Regions from separate parts of the Homo sapiens genome. Here all the other regions are linked to region 1. A link is a contact called in ENCODE Hi-C or POLR2A ChIA-PET data. All regions are on one chromosome and are shown on one strand. Each heading gives the region's core, a stretch centred on a gene start or an enhancer-like site at or near the end of the contact. The rest is flanking DNA. Distances are from core to core; before and after follow the strand shown.

The links. Hi-C counts contacts between places; a loop is a spot of excess contacts on that map. ChIA-PET counts read pairs that join two places held with the same protein, here RNA polymerase II (POLR2A). Pooled maps may share reads with other maps.
Region 2: a map of PC-9 shows a loop between it and region 1 (13-fold over the local background). The contact joins the enhancer-like site here to the promoter of CD24 in region 1. A Hi-C loop is called at or near these places in 6 of 168 maps with a recorded cell type or tissue (Calu3, K562, PC-3 and 3 more) and 6 of 50 pooled maps. POLR2A ChIA-PET finds 5 or more read pairs at or near these places in 6 of 52 experiments (A549, H1, HEK293T and 2 more).
Region 3: a loop to region 1 is called in a map of K562, with 3 times the contacts of the local background. The contact joins the enhancer-like site here to the promoter of CD24 in region 1. A Hi-C loop is called at or near these places in 2 of 168 maps with a recorded cell type or tissue (K562 and right lobe of liver). POLR2A ChIA-PET finds 5 or more read pairs at or near these places in 3 of 52 experiments (H1, PC-9 and WTC11).

Annotation. Positions count from the first base shown.
Region 1 is chr6:106,973,251-106,976,268 of GRCh38, forward strand. It overlaps CD24 (CD24 molecule), which reads right to left and starts at 1,479. Exons shown (of 2, transcript NM_001359084.1): 1 at 1,328-1,479. The coding sequence starts at 1,396. RefSeq lists silencers at 1,831-1,980, 2,021-2,240.
Region 2 is chr6:106,744,999-106,748,016 of GRCh38, forward strand. All of the region lies in intron 1 of LINC02532 (long intergenic non-protein coding RNA 2532), which reads right to left. Among named protein-coding and RNA genes, the nearest start is that of MIR587, 38 kb to the right of the region's middle. Within about 2 kb of position 1,498, at least 5 of the 41 ENCODE cell types and tissues checked have a DNase peak (open chromatin) inside an H3K27ac peak, as active enhancers do; they include PC-3, PC-9 and mammary epithelial cell, where a contact is called at or near this core.
Region 3 is chr6:106,822,517-106,825,534 of GRCh38, forward strand. No RefSeq gene overlaps it. Among named protein-coding and RNA genes, the nearest start is that of LINC02532, 36 kb to the left of the region's middle. Within about 2 kb of position 1,540, at least 4 of the 41 ENCODE cell types and tissues checked have a DNase peak (open chromatin) inside an H3K27ac peak, as active enhancers do.

The DNA.
Region 1 (3,018 bases), core at 229-2,728:
CTGACACTAAACAAAATTTTCTCTCCCAAGCTAGATTTATTCGCATTATTAAAACTTCTCACTTACAATGTTGGAGGAAAAAAATCTGGTCGGAGAGAAGATGGGGCGGGGAGTGGAGGGGGCCGGTTTCTCGCAGCCGCGCCCCTCCCCCATCAAAGAATTGAGGAAGGCTCGGGAGCGCAGCGGACTGGGAGGAAGACAATAGGGTACGGTTACCCCGCCAGCGGTGGGGAAGCGCGTTCCACACTCAGGCTGCACTCCCAGGTGAGCCCGGACTTTCGATGTCTGGGGACGGAGGACGCAGCGCGCCCAACTTTGGGGGAGAAGCCCCAGTGACAGTCCTCGATTAACCCCAATCGAAGGCGCTGGAGAGCCGTCACTCCCATCCTCCAAACCCGAACTGACCCAAACAAACGTACCTTCTTCGCCCCCGCCCCCGCTAGGGTCTCCCAGGCCCAGCCCCCGGTCTCTCTCGCCGGCGCGGTGCATCCATACACCCTCGAGGCAGCGCTGCGCGGCCCCGGGTACCCGCACCCGGGGCGAGGTTCCCCGGATGGAGGATCTAGGGAGACCGCGCTGGTAGCGGCGACCCGAACAAAGCCTGGCGGGGACTCGGGACAGAATCGTCCCACCATGCTGCCTCCCCAGAACTAGCCAATCTGGGCTAAAATAACATGGGGATCCTAAGATGACAAGCGATGGACGTGAAAGGTTGCCTCGCAGAGAGCGCAGCGTCAGGAGAGGGTCCCCGCCTCGGCTTCAGCCCGGAACCGGGGTTTGTTTAAAAAGGGCCAGATAGCCGTAGCTTCTCCGGGATACCCAATCCAACTCCGAGGGTGGAGGATGGGCGTGAGCCGCCCTCCCCGAAAGGGACCGTCGCCTCTCTTTGTGTAGAGCGCGGGGAGCGCGAAGACATTCCTAGGGGAAAGCGAGTCCTCAGGGACCCAGGGACAACGTCCCCAGGGAGCCCGAGCTCTCCAGGCGCTAATCCCTGCAGGCACCTCGGGCCTCTGGGTGAAAGTGGGAAGTAGTCACCTGGCTGCCTGGGAAGGGACAGCGTGGAACCTGGGGTGGGGCAGGGTCCTCTCAGCCCGCACGCGGAGCTGCATTGTTCCCAGGGCCGTGGGAGGAGGGGGGGCAGCACGCAAGGGAATGGAAAAATGGGGTCCACATGGCCCTCTCCCCTGGTCAGCTAAGCAAGATTCTCTCCCGGTCCCTGTCCGTGGCCCGAGGCAGGAGCGCAGGACGGTCCCCCGGGACCGGGTCCATCTCCCCTGCCCCCACCCCGGGAACGGCCCTCGAGCCCCGCCGGGCGCCAGGGCCTCACCTGCGTGGGTAGGAGCAGTGCCAGCAGCAGCAGCCCCAGCCCGAGCCTGGCCACCATTGCTCTGCCCATGTCCCCTCCGTCGGTGCGCGGCGCGTCTAGCAGGATGCTGGGTGCTTGGAGAACCGCTGGCTCCGGGCGGGCGCAGGCAAGGTGGGGAGCGCGGCGAGCCGGCGAGACCTTATATACCAGGAAAGCCACAATAGCCGTGACGTGGCGCCGCCCGCCCACCCCGGCTCCCCTCCGCCGCCGCCCGCCGCCTCCCCGCCTTCCCCGCCCCGCTCCGGGTTCCCCAGCGCCCCCGCCGCCGCCGCCACTGCCACCGCCGCTCCGGCCCTCGCGGGCCGGGAGCCCCCCGGGCGGGCGCCGCTGCAGGTGGGCGGGCGCCGCCGGCTGCTGGTACCCGGCTGGTATCCCCGCGCCGGCTGCGGGCTGCGGGCAGGCTGGCACAGGCGCCCAGCGCCTCCGGCACAGGACCCGGGGCACACACGCGAGCCACACACGCCGCGCTGGGGGCCGGGCCCAAGTTTCCTTTGTTTCCCGGGACCTGCCATCTTACCCCCCAAAAGAAAAGTCCGCGCCTCCGCTGCGGCGGGGTAGCCGCCTGTCCTGGAGCAAGTGCATTGCCACTCAGACTGCAAAATGCGCCCCGGGGACCCGAGAGGGGCTGCGAATTCCAGTGCGACCGCGTGGGGGGCGGGCGCCGGGACCCCTCGGGCAGGGTTATCTCTCGGCCCGCCGCAGAGGAAAGGGGAACGCGGCGGGCGTGGCGCGGACGCGGGCCGGACGCTCACCCTGGCCGACGGGACCCGGGCGCCGCCTAGCGCGAACCCTTCCCGGCTGGTCGGCGCTCCTCGCAGGCGGTGTCCGGGTCCGGAGCGATCTGCGCGCTCGGCCCCGCGGCCGCGCCCTCCCCGAAGCCCTTGCTTTGTTCTGTGAGCGCCTCGTGTCAGCCAGGCGCAGTGAGCTCACGGGGGCGTCCCGGGTCCGCATCTTCCCAGGAGCTGGGGAGCCGCTCGCTGGGCGCAGACCCGCTGCCTGACGCTGCAAACTACAGGGTTTCGGTCCCCCGCGCTCCTGCCTGCGGCGGGCGAGGAGGAGACGGCCCACCCTGAGGGGACCCCCTCCGCGGCCCTGAAGCCCCCACCGCCCTCCCCGAGCGGCTCTGCTCCCAGGTTCTACTCGGGGGCAGGAACCTCCCCTCCTGGCGGTCCCACTACAATTCACCGTCCCTCTCGAATTCCTGGGGATACACTTTTTCGGTCTCTGTTGCCCGTCATTCGTTTAAAGAGCAGAACCGTTCGAGATAAAGGCATTTACTTATCCGTAGTTGCCATTAGGCAATTTAATGAACCGGCACAAAGAGGAGATTCGTCATCACTCTTTAGATTTTGGTGGAATACTTTTTTCCTATCCATCTTATTGTGAAAACTTTCAAGCATACAACAAAAGTTGAAGTAATTTTACTGGTGGAGTATTTTGAGTTTAAATTTTAATTGCAAGACTTAATCTTTTTATTGAAGGTTTAGCCCAAGTGTTTTTCAGTCTTTAAAGCAAACAGCAGAGACCAAACCTAGTATGGTTGTAAATTTGTTTAAATTTCAGTTTTGCAGAACACTCTCGTTAGTATTTTTGGTTCAATTTTTAATTGCAAGACTTAATACTTTTATTTAAGGTTTAGCCCAAGCATTTTT
Region 2 (3,018 bases), core at 248-2,747, 230 kb before region 1:
GGTAAGAACATGCAAAGAAAAGAGCCCTGCAGGGCTAAGTCATCCTCTTCTTCATTTTCAAGGAGCAGGGCATCATGGGCCTTTTTCATCACTTTTCAAAAGTCTGAGCTGTTTCTGTTGCTTCCATTTGTTCACCATGAAAAAATCTACTTAGGTGGTCACCCCAAGTGCTTTAACTCTCTTTATCTGGAGTCAACAGCAGAAGCTTGGCTAATTAACAAAATGATAAAAATCATAATGATAAATAATAAAAATGGCTTCTTATTGGTAAAATTAGTGATCAGTCAATTAACATGAAGCAAGTGAGAAATGGGCTTTTACTATTGAACCTAATGGTGTTCGAGACAAGTGGACTGGGGAAAGCATTAGGGACAGTCTCTACTCTTACGTAAGCTGGGTGTAAGATTTTGGCCAGCCCTTCACTTGTCACCTTTCTAAATGGCATAAGAAATATGATTCTGACCTTGTCCTGTGTTCAGCTGTGAATTCAGACAATTCAGTTACCTGGTGCAATTAAAATCTGGTCTTTAGAATACTGCCCTGTCACTCTTAAGAGGCCCTTTCATGTAGAGTGTGGACAAAGCACTGAAAAGTTCAGAGGGCTGGAAATTTGCCAAGCTTACAGAACCAGCTGCATGAACGATTTTGGATCTTCTTACTGATAAATATGTATGTGTGCCAGCATTTGGGCTGAGATCTGCTTTCATTATAATATTATAGGAAGTAGGGTTATGAGGAGATGAGGCTAATCAGATCCCACTACTTCTTGGCCAGGCTTGGGAACCTTAATGATGCAGAAAAGGGATTTCTATAGAGTCCAGGCAGCATTATTAATTTGTCCACTTCACAAATGTTTCTCACATAACTTCCATATGTCAGGCATGTGCTCCTGTGTACCACACTGAGGGTACAGTGTTGCATAGGGCAGATGTGCTCCCCTCCCTCAAACAGCTTACAGACCAGGAGACAAGTGATCAAGCAAGTAATTACGACCAGTGGTGAGTAATATGGCAGGGAAATGCAGAGAAGCGGGGACACAGAGCAAACAGAATACCCATGGGTGGGAGGTTGACATAGTGCCTCCTTTGTGCTGAAAAAACTCAAGTGCTAGAACTTATCCATACACCACTGGACAAATGCCTGAAGGCCACTGGTGGGCCTGACCCTATTACAGAATTTACAGCTCAAGGACATTTTGAAGTCCTATGGTCATCCTCTTCCCATCAGCTTGGGGTCACATGGACACCTGGTCCCCTCCTATTTTTATTCCAGAGGACACTGAGGTTCAAATACACATGCTGCGGTTGGCAGATTTTATCCCTAGAGACCAAAGTATGAAGAGGCTCCATGACTTGCCCAAGGGCATTTATTGAGTCAACAGTAGAAATGCGAAGAAAATTCTGTCACCTGATACTGGGGCCAGCTCCCCTTCCCTTGACACATCATCTAAAGGGGGAAATAATCTTCTGAAGTATCAAATAACTCTGGTATTTTGATGAGTGAGCAAGCTGGTAAGCAAATAATGAGAAAAGTGAGTGTTGAATTTCCCTTGACATAACCCTTTTGGAAAATGCAGCGGCAGATGCAAGAAGAATGTGACTTATATTATAATGAAAGCAAAAATATTTTCAAATAGATTCAGGGGGCTAATAAACAGAAGGTCTGGCTATGAGTGTCAGCCTAAAGGAGAGCAGAGAAAAAGATCCTAGAGTTCTCAGCCAGGCAAGATGACTGCTTACAATACACAGCTTTCATATAGGGAGTGAGTGTCCTTTTTCATCCTCTTAGTTACGTAAGGGAAAGGGAAAGGCATTCTTCAAACACAGATCACTTCAGAGTAGTCTCACTTGAGAAGCTAGTGACGTGTGCTGATAAAATGACGGGTGCTGGATTCTTGTTGAGATGAGGAAACAATGCCTTTGGGGGTAGAGGATCTGTGAATCACTCCCTCTGTGCCAAAGAAAGGGACTCAGGAGAAGCCTGGCCTGAGTGCTATGAGTCCACTGACCCCTCAGTCACACTAAATATCTATGAGAACCATGAAGGAATGGGCTTCTACATTTCAGATTGCGAATTCTGAAAAGAATGAAATTCCTTACAGAAGTTTATCTTTATTTTCTACTGGGTAGAATTTCTAGAAGCTTCTTTAAAAATTGTGGTTTCCTTGGCCTTAAAGAGTGATAATAACTTTTCCCTCAGCATAATTCTGCCCCACCCTAAAACAGCACTGTGTCTGGTGCTTCTTGTTTGTCCCAGTGGCAGCACCTAGGATTAGGTTTCTTCAGTCTTCCTGTAATAAAACAAAACAACATTGAAATGAGTTTCTATGATGGCTACCTTTATGTGTCAATTTGACTGGGCCAAGGGCTTGCCCAGACAGCTGGTAAAACATTATTTCTGGGTGTGTCATGAGGGTAGCTGCATAAAGAACACCTGCCCTCACCAATGTGGGTGAGCACCATCTAATCCATGGAGAACCCAAGTAGCGTCAAAAGGCAGAGTAAGGGTGAATGTGCTCCCTTCTTGAGCTGGGGCATCTATCTTCTGGCCTCAGACATCAGACCTATGTATATACATCAGGCCTATGTGTGTACCTCTCTATATATCCTATATATTGATATAAGATATATATCTATATAGATCTATAGATCAATAGGACAGATCTATATATAGGATATATACATCTATATATCCTATTCCTAGATATAGGATCCAATATATAGATCTATATATCCTATTGCTTCTGTTTCTCTTGAGGGCACTAATACAGCTTCTTTAGGATCTTTCCGTTTAAAAGAGAAAAGGAGGATGGCAAGGAAAAGATTTTCCTTTGACATTTAGTTCACTTGGAGGACTGTATTTACTGAAACATTTCTATGGGCTTCATTTTATAAAGGCAACCATACACAATCTGTCCATGTCAGTAGACACATAACATCCACACCCCCAGGCAATTTAAGATTAGAAAGCTCAGATCTGGTTGGCCTCGGTGTGCTCATTTGACTCCATTTTTCTTTC
Region 3 (3,018 bases), core at 290-2,789, 150 kb before region 1:
ACAGCAAGTTGGAGCCAAGACATGGTCCCAGAGACCCTGAGGATCAGTCAATTTAACATTTTTAGTCATGCCCCTGACCTGAATGTATCCACATCTAGTAAGGAACTAAATTCCTTAGTTCTCCAGAGGTGCTGGTGGGAGTGATGAGTCTGGGTCAGATTAATTTTGTATAAAATTGCCTGGGCACAGTGGCTCACGCCTATAATCCCAACAGTTTGGGAGGCTGAGGTGAGCGGATTGCCTGAGCTCAGGAGTTCGTGACCAGCCTGGGCAACATGGTGAAACCTCATCTCTACTAAAATACAAAAAATTAGCCAGGCGTGGCGGCATGCGCCTGTAGTTCCAGCTACTCAGGAGACTGAGGCAGGAGAATTGCTTGAACCCGGGAGGCCGAGGTTGCAGTGAGCAGAGATCACGCCACTCCACTCCAGCCTGGGTGACAGAGTGAGACGCCATCTCAAAAAAAAAAAAATTGTATAAAATTACCTACAAATAAAACTTCACCAAGAATTCAAAGAAAGCCATGAATCCCATCTCCTGACCCATCACATTTTTTTTTAACCTGTCAGATCTCCAAAGAGATTAGGTAACTCTGGAGGATTCCTTCCAAAACTGGTTGGGGTAAGGAGTCAAAAGTCAGGAGGAGCCTTCTAGGTGAGGGCTCGTGGGCATTGAGTCGGATGGAGTACAGTGTGGCTCCATAACTTAGCAGCTGTGTGACCATGGGCAGATGAGCTAACCTCTCTGAGCCCCGATTACCCCAGCTGTAAAACGGAGATAGTAGCCACCTCACAGTGTTGTGAGGTTTAAGTCAGCCAACGTGTGCAAAGTACCCAGAGTAAAATTCAAAGGTAGGCTTCTTTCTAGCCCACCTCACTAGGGCCTCATTTCTCCAAACTTAGTTTAGTCCAGACTTTTTTTTTTTTTTTTGAGACTGGGTCTCACTCTGTTGCCCAGGCTGGAGTGCAGTGGCACCATCACAGCTCACTGCAGCCTTGACCTCTCAGGCTCAGGTGATCCTCCTGTCTTAGCCTCCTGAGTAGCTGGGACCACAGACATGCATCGCCACTCTCAGCTAATTTTTAAAAATTGTTTGTAGAGATGGAGCCTCCTTCTGTTGTCCAGGCTGGTCCCGAACTCCTGGGCTCAAAAGATCTGCCCACCTGGTCTCCCAAAGTGCTAGGTTTCCAAGTGTGAGCCACCACGCACTTCCCCCTCATTATGTAGGGGAAGAGTAGTTCTGGGGGTCAGTTCAGCAGTAGTCCAGAACTTTAGAGATGCTTCCTCTCCCCCAGTTATAATGCTGCCAACTTGCAGTGGAAACTGCGATGCTGAAGGTAGGTAAGAGCAAGAGGCTGAGGGAGCCTAGCTGGGCTCCCGCTGCCCCTACCCACTACATGCCTTTGTGATAGGCAGGGGCCGAGCCCTTCTGTGAACCCTGCAGGATGCTTTTCTTAAACTCTACTTCTTGTCCAGGCTGCCAAGCAGAACCTCTCAAGAGTCTCAGGCCCAAAGTCCCGTTTCCAAGTGGCCTCTGCTCTAAAGCCAGCTCCCACAAATCCCGTCAGCGCTGCTCAGCCAGGTGATCACATACCTGCCTCCAAAGCCAGGAAATGAGGCGCCTGGGTGAAACACATTCCAAGATTGAATGGCTATTTACAGTCAAACACAAGCACGGCAGCCCAGGTAGGTAGGCTGGCGAAGTGAGGGGTGGGGCTGGAGGGGGAGAGGAGACACCAGGCGATAGCATTTCACTGGGACACAGACTGCTTTAAAAGAAAGGGCCCAGGTTTGGTGTCAAGAGCCCAGGTCTGTGTGCTTGGTTTTGTCACAATCTATCAACTGTCTATTTCATTATCTGTAACAGGGTTTCTAAAAGTTTCTGAAAGTGTGGCCAACTGTCTATTTCATTATCTGTAACAGGGTTTCTAAAAGTTTCGGAAAGTGTGGTCCAAGGACCCCTGGAGGAAGATTGCAAGGTCAAAACTACTTTCATAAGAATACTACGATGTCATTTGTAATTTTTTTTTTTTTTTTTTTGAGACAGAGTCTTGCTCTGTCGCCCAGGCTAGAGTGCAGTGGTGCGATCTCGGCTCACTGCAACCTCCGCCTCCCAGGTTCAAGTGATTCTCCTGCCTCAGCCTCCTCAGTAGCTGGGATTACAGGTGCGTGCCACCATGCCTGGCTAATTTTTGTATTTTTAGTAGAGATGGGGTTTCACCATGTTGGTCAAACTGGTCTCGAACTCCTGACCTCAGGATCCGCCCGCCTCAGCCTCCCAAAGTGCTGGGATTACAGGCATGAGCCACCACACCTGGCCTGTTCTTTTAACTCTTAGTCTCTCACTAGTATCCAGTGGAGTTTTCCAGAGGCTCCATGCTGCTCTGATGTCATCGGTGCTCTGACAAATGATGGAATGTGTTTGTGTTTTCAAATTTTCTCAGCTTCAATTTCTAATATGGTAAAACTCAACCAATAGAACCTACATAAACTGAAGCTCTCTGGGGTCAGCAATAATTTTTAATAGCCAAAATGGGTCCTGGGACCAAGAGGCTGCTCTGATGAGGTCCTTAGCCCTTGGCCCCCAGCCTCCTGGAGGAGCAATGAACCTAGTAGAGGCCACATGGTTCCTCTGCTCCCTGCAAAAAGCCACCTATTGTAATCAGTGTTCCATTTCCTTCACCTTCTGAATGCTCCATGCCAAGAAAGCACAAGCCTGGAGAAGGGAGGCTGGGTTACACTCAGGGAACTGCTTTCTGAGTGGGGGAGAGAATGGCGGCCTAGTCAACTCATCCACCAGCAGCCAAGTGAAACACCACGTGAAGGCAGGAGGAGGGGTAAGGAGGTGCCTTGCCATTTATACATAAGCCACATGGTGAGTCAATCCCAGGCTCCTCACAAGCTCCTGGTTCTCTGGCAGTTGTGAATTTGGAGGGCAGGGCCTTGGGATGAGCCTCAATCCAACACATTCCAAAGCCCCAGGCCTGGGGTTGCCCTGTAGTCAGCCTTCCTTTCCCA